Linked DNA regions of Homo sapiens: all the other regions are linked to region 1. Evidence: chromatin contacts called from ENCODE Hi-C or POLR2A ChIA-PET data. All regions are on one chromosome and are shown on one strand. The core of a region is the stretch at or near the end of the contact, and the rest is flanking DNA. Distances in the headings are between cores, read along the strand shown. Region 1 holds the start of CDK20 (cyclin dependent kinase 20). Region 2 holds the start of ISCA1 (iron-sulfur cluster assembly 1). Region 3 holds the start of GAS1RR (GAS1 adjacent regulatory RNA).

The links. A loop is a pair of places that touch in the nucleus more often than their neighbours do. ChIA-PET counts read pairs that join two places held with the same protein, here RNA polymerase II (POLR2A). Pooled maps may share reads with other maps.
Region 2: a loop to region 1 is called in a map of CD8-positive, alpha-beta T cell, with 7 times the contacts of the local background. The contact joins the promoter of ISCA1 here to the promoter of CDK20 in region 1. A Hi-C loop is called at or near these places in 4 of 168 maps with a recorded cell type or tissue (CD4-positive, alpha-beta T cell, CD8-positive, alpha-beta T cell and naive thymus-derived CD4-positive, alpha-beta T cell) and 5 of 50 pooled maps. POLR2A ChIA-PET finds 5 or more read pairs at or near these places in 1 of 52 experiments (activated CD8-positive, alpha-beta memory T cell).
Region 3: a map of naive thymus-derived CD4-positive, alpha-beta T cell shows a loop between it and region 1 (16-fold over the local background). The contact joins the promoter of GAS1RR here to the promoter of CDK20 in region 1. A Hi-C loop is called at or near these places in 2 of 168 maps with a recorded cell type or tissue (CD4-positive, alpha-beta memory T cell and naive thymus-derived CD4-positive, alpha-beta T cell) and 8 of 50 pooled maps.

Annotation. Positions count from the first base shown.
Region 1 is chr9:87,972,833-87,976,071 of GRCh38, forward strand. It overlaps CDK20 (cyclin dependent kinase 20), which reads right to left and starts at 1,701. Exons shown (of 8, transcript NM_001039803.3): 1 at 1,540-1,701; 2 at 1,090-1,203. The coding sequence starts at 1,614. It overlaps LOC105376131 (a long non-coding RNA gene), which reads left to right and starts at 1,803. Exons shown (of 3, transcript XR_930088.2): 1 at 1,803-2,030.
Region 2 is chr9:86,280,760-86,283,998 of GRCh38, forward strand. It overlaps ISCA1 (iron-sulfur cluster assembly 1), which reads right to left and starts at 1,779. Exons shown (of 4, transcript NM_030940.4): 1 at 1,619-1,779. The coding sequence starts at 1,699. LOC124902194 (a long non-coding RNA gene) reads right to left here and starts at 1,322. Exons shown (of 2, transcript XR_007061634.1): 1 at 1,210-1,322; 2 at 1-694. RefSeq lists a silencer at 1,160-1,459 and enhancers at 1,630-1,779, 1,900-2,179.
Region 3 is chr9:86,947,448-86,950,686 of GRCh38, forward strand. GAS1RR (GAS1 adjacent regulatory RNA) reads left to right here and starts at 1,251. Exons shown (of 7, transcript NR_049794.1): 1 at 1,251-1,546. GAS1 (growth arrest specific 1) reads right to left here and starts at 59. Exons shown (of 1, transcript NM_002048.3): 1 at 1-59.

The sequences.
Region 1 (3,239 bases), core at 451-2,950:
CCCTTTTATCTTCCTCAAAAAATCAAAATGGCCTGATTGCTGTTTTCGGATTTTTCAGGTAGTACACAACCATTTAACAGATCAAAACACATGCACACATTCAGGTAAGACATAAAATCCAACAGAAAAAGAACAAAAGAAAAATCCTACAGTCAATCTTAGAGTGTATTCTACCAGACTTTACAACAGATATGGCACACACAAATACACATTCACATATATAATATTTCCAAACAAAACCCAGATGACACAAAATTTTATAACATGCTTTTGTCATCCAATATATCATGCATATCTCCAGATCACAGAGACCCAACCCTGTTAACTCTCCAGGGAGTCAAATACATTCCCTATTTCGACATGGGTGAGAGAGAGCACCAAAAGAGTAATGACACTAGGGGTGAAAGATGCCCCTCTTCGTGTTCCAGCAGCCCCTCCCGGTACCCTATCACAGCACGAACCACACTAGGTGGGCCCTGTTGCCTCTGTCTCTTGTTAGCACACTTAAGTCCTCAGGAGCTGGGCTGGAGCTGGTTTCTCTGTGTCACCAGTGCCCAACACAGGGTAGAGCCTATGGGAGGTCCCAAGGGAAGAATGGACTCTCAATCAAACCTGGGCCAAACCCTCTACTGACTAACGGAGGGCCCAAGAGCTGGTGACATAACCTCCTCCTCTCACCTGAGAAACAGAGATCTGGAAACCTGCCTTGTACAGTAGTAAAGAGGTCTCAAAATGACAATGTATATAATGCCTGCAGAACACATCGGGAGCTCAATAGGTGCTAGTTACATTATAAATCACTACATGTTTTGAGAAAAAAAGTCGGTGAATGAATGAATACATTAAGAAATAAGTAGGCAAATGAGAGTGAATGTGTGAGAAATGAAAGAAATAGGTAAATAAAGGTGAACAAGTGGACAAAAAAGGGCAAAAGGGGGTAAGGAGGCAGATGAATGAGCAGTGTGTGTGAGTGACAGCGGGAGGAAATCCCTGAAAGCTGGTGAAGGCGTAGCTGGGAAAATGAAGGCACAAAGAAGTGGGAACGAGCGACTGAGGGTGAGAATACCATGCCCCCCCTCCCCTACTCACATACTGATTGTCCTCCATCTCCTGCAGAGCCTTAATCTCCCGCAGGGCCTGGTTAGGGAAGCCGTCCTCCAACCGCCTTAGGGCCACCTTCTTGAGGGCAACTATCTCGCCAGTCTGCAGGATAGAAGGCAGACACTGCCAGCCCACCCTCGGCTGGGAAAGAGAGATGAAGGTGGGTGAGGGGAAGGTGGTTGAGAGAGAGACACGCGCCCCCGGCTCGGCCAGAGGCCCTCCTCGGGGGTCTAGGACTAGCCTGGGACCCAGCCGCTGGGGTAGGGGACCAAGCCAGCTGTGCGGAGGGAAGCGCAACGGCCCAAAGTAGGTTTAGAATATGAGTAGGTTTTAAAAACTGTACTGGATGTAAAAAGGGAACCGAAACAGTTTAGAGCGTTAGCCGGAGGGTGGCGGGGGCACACCCCCGCCAGGCTGCCGGCCGCGGTCCAGCCTCACCTCCACGTGCTTGGCCTTGAAGACGATGCCGTGGGCGCCCTCCCCGATGCGGCCCAGGATGCAGTACTGGTCCATCCCGCTGCAGTCGTGGGCCTGTGCCCCTGTGCCCCTGAACTTCCAAACTCCACTTCTCCTCCACCCCACGCTGATCTGAGCTCGCACGCTGTTGCCTAGCAACAGCGCGGCAGCTGACCACTGGGGCGGTTCCTGTAGGCGACGTCACCAGGAGAACGGAAGCTGCGTCGAGTCAGGGGTGACAGCTCCGGGCCCCACTGCGCCTTTTCCTAGCCCTCCGCTGTCACGCAGCAGCAAGCTTAATCCCGCATAAAAAACGCATGCGCCGAGAGCGTGCCCGCAGCAGGGCCCACGGAACGATGACAGCAGGCACCTCCTATCTGCCCCCGCCCCCGGCGTCACGTGACTAGCTGCGCTGGTGCACGCAGCCGGGAGGGGCGGGCTCCTTCCCCTGGCAAGCCGGAAGCTCCGCACCTGTAAGTAGAGGTTCAGGCTTCGACCACGCGCAGGTGCTGTTTTCTAGCTCCGAAAGCCAGGCACTATTGATGCAGACAGACAGGTCCCGGGCTGCGTTGTGGAAAGAGGGTCTGTGGGTCCTCTTGTCTTAAAATGTCAGTTGGCTACGTGTACCCACAGATTTTTAAAAGGGCATACTCTGAGGGCCGGGCACGGTGGCTCACGCCTGTAATCCCAGCGCTTTGGGAGGCTGAGGCGGGCGGATCATCAGGTCAGGAGTTCGAGACCAGCCTGACCAACATGGTGAAACCCCGTCTCTATTGAAAATACAAAAAAAATTAGCCGGGCGTGGTGGCGTGCTCCTGTAATCCCAGCTACTCAGGAGGCTGAGGCAGAAGAATCGCTTGAACCCGGGAGGCAGAGGTTACAGTGAGCCGAGATTGCGCCACCGTACTCCAGCCTGGGTGACAGAGCGAGACTCTGTCTCAAAAACTAAAACTAAAAATAAAATAAAAGGGCATACTCTGACCCAGACAGGACAGAGTAGGCCTTAAACTTCTGAAAGGATGCTCAACTTCACATACAATAAACAAATGCAAACTAAAGTTACAGTTTTTCACATATTGGATGGCTAAAGATCTCAGGTCTAATAGTTCATTGACCAAGCTACGGGAAAACAAGCACTTTCATACATTGCTGGTGGCAGTATAATTTGACGATGTTGATCAAATCACAAATGCACAGACCCTCAGACTCAGCAAAGCCACTTCTAGCAATTTCCCCAATAGACACCTTTTACACATGTGAAATGACATGTACAAAGTTATTCCATTGCAACGTTGTTTCAACGGCAAACTATTGGAAACAACACAGATGTCCATCATTGTGGTGCCTCCTTCAAATGAGGTATTAAATCTTTTTATGTACAGCAATGGGAAGATTTCTAAAATAGGTTGTTAAATGAAAAAGGCAAGATGCAGGACAGAATGCATAGAGTACCACTGGCTGTGTAAACAAAAGGAGAAAAGAATATAAATAATGCTTGTACATCCATTACAAGATATCTGGAAAGATACACAAGATTTCCTGAGTGTGGTTACCTGGTGGAAGAGGGACTGGGAGGACAGGGGGACAGAATAGGAGGCAGACTTTTCACTGGGTCTCTTTACATTATTTGAGTTTTGAATATAATTTATTAATTTTCCAAAAAAGCAAATATTTTCTAGCTT
Region 2 (3,239 bases), core at 529-3,028, 1.7 Mb before region 1:
GGCAACCCAGGGAGACCCTAGGTGCATGCATGACGGTGCACACCGGTGGTCCCAGCGACTTGGGAGCCTGAGGTGGGAGGATCGCTTGGGCCCAGGAGGTTGACGCTGCAGTGTGCCATGATTGCACCACTGAACTACAGCCTGGGAGATAGAGTGAGACCCTGTCTCCAAAAACAAAACAAACAAAAACAAACAAACAAACAAAAAACAAAAAACAAAAAACCCAGTTAATAGGGTTGCTAAAAAGCAAAAAAGAAAAGGCAAAAACTGTTCCTGAACCTTCTGGCTCTTCCTGGATCTACCATTACCAGTGGAAGAATTCTGAATAATTCTTACTGAGATTGAAAGAGACACAAAGAATGAGTTGTGCCCTCTAGTTCTTAAAACCTTGTTTAATTCTACATCCCACGGTGTATGAAAATAAGCTTGCTCCTACAGAAAAGAGGTAATATAGAATGATACATAATCAGTACACTAGTAGTACCATATATAATCAGGGTAATATCAAAGGCCTAAAAAATTGATTATAAAAATAAATTCTCTCACCTGATCACAATTTTCTTCTACTTTGCTACAAACTTATTTTCTGGTAATAGGCCCTTTTGGCATTAGATGCAACAGAATCGATGAGTCAATTTAAATCGTTTTTTTTCCCAGTCTCTAAGCGAATGGTTGCATAAAGTCGTCTCCTTCACTAAAAGGGGAGTGTATGTAGGAACGTGATCATAAATTTTTCTTTTGGGGTGAAAGTATTTTGGAACTAGATAGAGGTGATGGTTGCACGACACTGTGAATGTCTTAAATGGCACTGAATTGTACCCTTTAAAAGGACTAATTTTATGTTATGTGGATTTTCCTTCCACTAAAAAACTGAACGGTGCGGCCGGAACACTGAGCTCAGTGAATTCTCTAAGTAATCAATGGTTGCACTCTGGTGCCCTCTGAGTGTTTGACCTTTCACCCAGAAAAGGCTGTAAACTCACTCTGGGAAATCATCTTTTGTCCTAAGAGCCTAGGCTTGCTAGAGGCACAGAGGGAGTTTCAAAGGCCTCAATCACCCAGGACACCGGCAAGTAACGCTTTGCGCGCCGCGGCCGTGACCTCGGCAGGAGCCGGGGGCTTTGTTGTCGCTGTGCTCGCCCTCTGCGAACGCTGTCGCCCCGACACAGCGGTCCTTCGGACAGCCTGGTCCCTCCCCACCCCACGCACCTCCAGGCTAGGACTCCGGGCCACCACCGGGAACCCCCGCCACCGGGCACGTTCAGCCTCTGCTTAACCGGAACGGCCGAACAGCGCAGGCCGGCAGGAGTGTGGAGGCGATCGGCCCCCGGGGACGCCCACCCCCGGGATCCCCTCCGGCCCGCACGCGGTTGCCGCGCGGCCTGACGGGAAACGTAGTTTCCGGGGCCAAGAGAGCAGCCCCGCCCGGGACTTGTTTATCGTTGCAAAGAGGGGCCGGAGGCGAAGGAGGCGGCGAGGCTGTGCGGCGGGTCGGAGCGACGCCGAGGTCTGACGTGTCCGCGTCCCTGCGGCCCCACTCCCGGCCGCCGTGACCTCCCCTTGCACGGGGCGGACACGAGCAATGTCACGGGCCCCGCCGCGCGCCGCGAGCACTCACCAGGGTGAGGGCTGCCCGGGTGGGCTGCAGCTTCCTCTTGCTCACAGCCCGGACAGTTGCCCGGACTAAGGAAGCCGACATCTTCGCCGTCCCGGCGCCCCGGTGCCTCGGGCCGAAGGTCGGCCGCCTCAGCTTCTCTCCATGGACACGGCGGGCGCATTGACGCCACAAGCTTCGGCGCACGGCGCCCTCAGTCCTAGCCCCGCCCCCCGCCGCCACCATTGGGTGAGTTGCATGAGTGACGAGCCGGGGGCGGGGCAAGCCGCTCGGGGCGGGGTTTTGCCGCTCAACGCCGGGGGTCTAGCAGCTGGGTTGCGCACGGTCTCCGGCAGTGGGGTTACCACGCTGCAGGGCGCAGGGCCCGGGAGGAATGTCTTCACCGCCGAGGACGGAGTCGGCGTGACGTCGGGGAGCGGGCGGGAGGGGGCGAGGAATGACCTCAGACCTGCTGACTCCGGATGCACGTAGCTTCACCACCTGCCCCCGGGGCAAGGTGCAGCGTCACCCCCTGCTTTAATACTCACCGTGACAAACACCATCATAGGCGGTGACACTTAAGGACGCATAAGTCAACCCTGCACTGGGAGCTTATGCTCTCAAATGCAGAGTGATCGTTCCGATGCCCAGACATCTACATCCATTTTCATTCTTCTTTTGTGGTCCAATTAGGCTGTTCTTAAGAGCATGGCGTTACCGCAGAGTTGTATAATCGCCACCCTCCACCCTTCTCCCCAGCGTGCTGTACTGCTGGGGATGCTGAAGGGTGGTGACTAATGCAGTTTTCATTCTGGTGCTGAACTGGGAACCAACCCTACTTGAAAATGTGACTGGGCAGCAGTGTGAATAGTCACATTTATAGCGAGCAACAATTACTCGATTTAAAACGTGTTGTCAGACCTTGTCCTGGCTGCTCAGGGGCTTAATTCTGCCTTTTGATGCAGTATTCCTGAGCACCAGACACTGCACAGGCGCGGTACCCAGGCATACACAGGAAGCCAGGTAAAGAGGGGCCAGGGAAGAATGAGATACTGGCAGGACAGGGCTAGCAGATGAAGAGAGGAGGACATCAAGACAGGTGGCATTTGTCATTGAAGTGCTAGAAGTGAAGGAAAAAGGGCAGGAGGGGTCTATGAAGCAGTCCTGGGGAGGACAGATTCGCAGTGTTTGAATGTGGGAAGAACTAATCAGTGAAACATTTTTTAAAGCCAAGTTTATCTTCGATCTCCTGCAGTTTCTGAAAGGATAGTTCAAAATTCCATCAAGTAGTTCTGACTTCCTGCTACAGAAATGCAATCGCATTGACAATAAGAGGACGCTTTTTTTTTTCCCCTAAGCCTTATCTGCACATAAACTGGGGGCCGGGCGCGTGGCTCACGCCTGTAATCCCAGCACTTTGGGAGGCCGAGGCGGGGAGATCACCTGAGGTCAGGAGTTCGAGACCAGGTTGGCCAACATGGTGAGACCCCATCTCTGCTAAAAATACAAAAATTAGCCGGGTGTGGTGGTGCACACCTGTTATCCTAGCTACTCAGGAGGCTGAGGCAGGAGAATCGCTTGAACCTGGGAGGCGGAGGTTGCAGTGAGCTGAGATCGTGCCACTGCACTCCCAGCCTGGGCAACG
Region 3 (3,239 bases), core at 1-2,500, 1.0 Mb before region 1:
CTCGGCGGCAGCTTCTCGGGTGACCAAGAGCCCGGGGAGCGGATCCGCTGAGCCCGGCTGCAGACTCGTTAGCAGCGAGGCTTTAAATACAAAAGTGGGCCGGGAGCCCCCGCGTGGTGCCGCGGTGCCCCCTCATTATGCATGCATGGAAAAGCAAACAAACAAAAACATTAGCAACGCTCCTCCGGCTCGCCGAGCCCCGGCCCCGCGCGCTCCGAGCCTGCCCGCTTTCTCCTTTCTCCACTCTCTTTCGCCCTTTGCTCGGCCCCCTTTCCCGGCTTTTCGAGATGCTATTGGTCCTGCCTGTTGTTGTTGAAAGTTTTTTTTTTTTTTTTTACGAGCCGCTGGAGTGGGGTTGCGGAGTGGGGGAGGGCGGGAGGGTGGTGGGCAGCTCACATTCAGGCATTCAGGGCTTGAAAGGAACGGCTTAGGGAGCCTGACGGAGGCCCGGAGCTCCTCCTACTCTTAAGGAGGCTCGGATATGCAGCCCCAGCTCGCGCACAGAACCAGCGGGCAGGGCTTAGGGGCAGCTGTTTGCATCCGGCTCAGCCACGGGCCTTTTTTGTTTGTTTTTTTTTTCTTTTTTTTTTTTTTTGTAGTTTTATTAATTCTCGCTGGCCCCCATCTGTGCTTTCGACTGGATTCAGAACTCAGTTTATCTTCCAGGCTCCCTGTCTTTGGGTCTTGATCACCACAGAGGGGAAGGGGAGAATCCAGAGATAAAATGTGAGACTGAAACTGTTTTAAAGAAGCATACAAGAAAGAAGCACACACTTTATTAGGGAGATGTTGATGAGATGCTTACAACCCGCCCGCCACCCCCCAGCCCCAGCTAGGCCATCTGGCAGGTACCGCCCGTGCGCCAGGCATCGTTTTCAAATTGCAAGACCGAAATCCAATCAACCGAAATAATTTCTTAGGAAGATAAGCTTGCAACACGTGCAATAATGAAAAAATTTAACTAGCATTAAAAATATTCAGGAATGTCGAGCAATTACCACCTGGCCGCAGTCACAGGACAGAAGACGGAATAAATGGGCACGCACCAAAGGTTTATATTAAAGTGTAAGTTTCAGCCCCTCAGTATATTTAAGGGAGGCTGCTCTGCAGAGGAAACCTCTGCCTTCTCGGCGAGGGAGTTTCCGAGCTACCTTAACTGGGGCGCAACGCAGCCTTCCGCCACCAGAGGCAGCGGGCGTCTGCGGCCTGTCAAAAACTGGCGCTTTTTTCCTCCCCTTTCCGTGGAGAGACTATCAACTCCATCTGTCACAAAAATTAAGGCTAAATCTCCTCTCCAGAAGCAGAGGGAGCCGGGGCTCCGACGCGCTCAGCGTCGGGCTGTCTGCCTCTCCCTAGAGGCCAAGTGAATTTGAAATGGCAAAAGTCACAGCCGGAGGCCCAGCACTAGGAGATTCCTCCGGCTGCGGGAAATCTTCCTGTACCTGCTGAAGCTGCTGCGTTCCTCAGAGGCGCTTGGTCTGCCGTGGGAAGCTGCACCTCTGCAGTCCCCAAAACCAAAATCAAACCTTAAAAGAGCCAGACTGAGGTAAGGCGGACCGTCTTGCTCTGATTTGAGTATTGGTAGACAAACAGCAATATAAATCGATACTAAAAAAATCCAGAAAGGCTGCAACTTCATGGCACATCAAAACAACCATATCCCTGGCTCTCTGTCTCTTTTTTTTTCTCTATTATTTGGAGTTGTCCTCTCAGTCCGGCCTGGAGGACTTGGACAACTCAGACACCTTCTCTGTGTCTGGGATCCCTCCACAGGTAAGGTTCGAAGCCAATTAGACAATTGAAAAATCCCCTCTTGTCTTTAAAGCTTTGTTATTTTAGGCCCATAAGGAACAAAGTCAGCACTCGGTTTCATCTTTACTTGAATTTTTGTTGAGTTCCTTTAGAATAGTGGGACCCAAACCTTAGCACGTATCCTAAAACTCAGATCCCTAGTTTTTGGAGTTTCTGATTTAGTTGGACTGGTGGGTCCCAAGAATATGCATTTCTAACAAGTTCTCAGGGAATGCTGCTCTCAAACTTTGAGAATCACTGCTCTCAAAGTTAACATGTTTCTTTTCTGTGTTGTTGCTGTGTTTTTGGTAACACTTGCCCCACCTTGGCCTTGATACAGCTCTCAGTGGGGTTTAAGGGAGGCCCAAGAGCTCTGCATGCTTTGGGGACTTCTGCATCCCAGTCACATAGCATTAGCATTGCAAGCCTGAGGGGTTCTCAGCCCACTTTTTACTGTGTCATTTCCATTCACCACAATAGGCTATACTGTCTTCTATCTTAAAAAAACATAATAGTAAAACCTTCTAGACTCCACGTCCCTATTCAGTCACTATCCCATTTTCATGAAAACTTGAAAATCTTGCTTTTACTCACTTTCCCCACTCGATTCACTCTACATAATCGAGTTCCATTCGATTATGTAGAGTCGCTAGTGACCAAAACCTTGCTCTACCTGATTGTCACTTCTCAGTCCTCAGCTTATATGACGTTTCAGCAGCATTGGCCATGACTGATCACCTCCTTTTCAAAGCGCTTTCTAAAATTTTGGCTTCCGAAACTCCATACTCCCCTGTTCTCTCATTTTACTGCCTGGTGGCTCCTTCTGTCTCTCAACTCCTTAGGTAACCACATCTAGTGCCTTGATTTTAAATTGCATCTCCTAATTTGATGTTTTCAATCTCAGTCTTTCTCTGATCTCCATATGTATATATTCACTTGGTTCCAAGGACATCTCAAACTTAAGCTTCCCCAAGAGCACTTCTAAATTTCCATCCCCAAAACCTATTTGTTTACTGGGCTTACTGTGGTAGATACCCTCCAAAATTGGTCTCCATCACTTTTCTCCCTACCTTTACATCCTTACTACTCAGATCAAAAGGCAGAGTATAATCCCCTTCCCCTTGAGTCTTGGGTAGGCCTTACTGACTTTGACCAATAGGACATAGTGAAAGTGACTGACATTCTGGGGCCTCCAAGGCTAGATCACAAGAAGCCTTGCAGCTTCTACTCGGGCCTTGTATTAGTCCGTTTTCACACTGCTGATAAAGATATACCCAAGATTGGGCAATTTACAAAAGAAAGAGGTTTACTGGACTTAGGGTTCCACATGGCTGGGGAGGCCTCACAATTATGGTGGAAGGCAAGGAGGAGCAAATCACATCTTACATGGATGGCAGCAGGCAACGAGAGGGCTTGTGCAGAGAAACTCCTGTTTTTAAAACCATCAT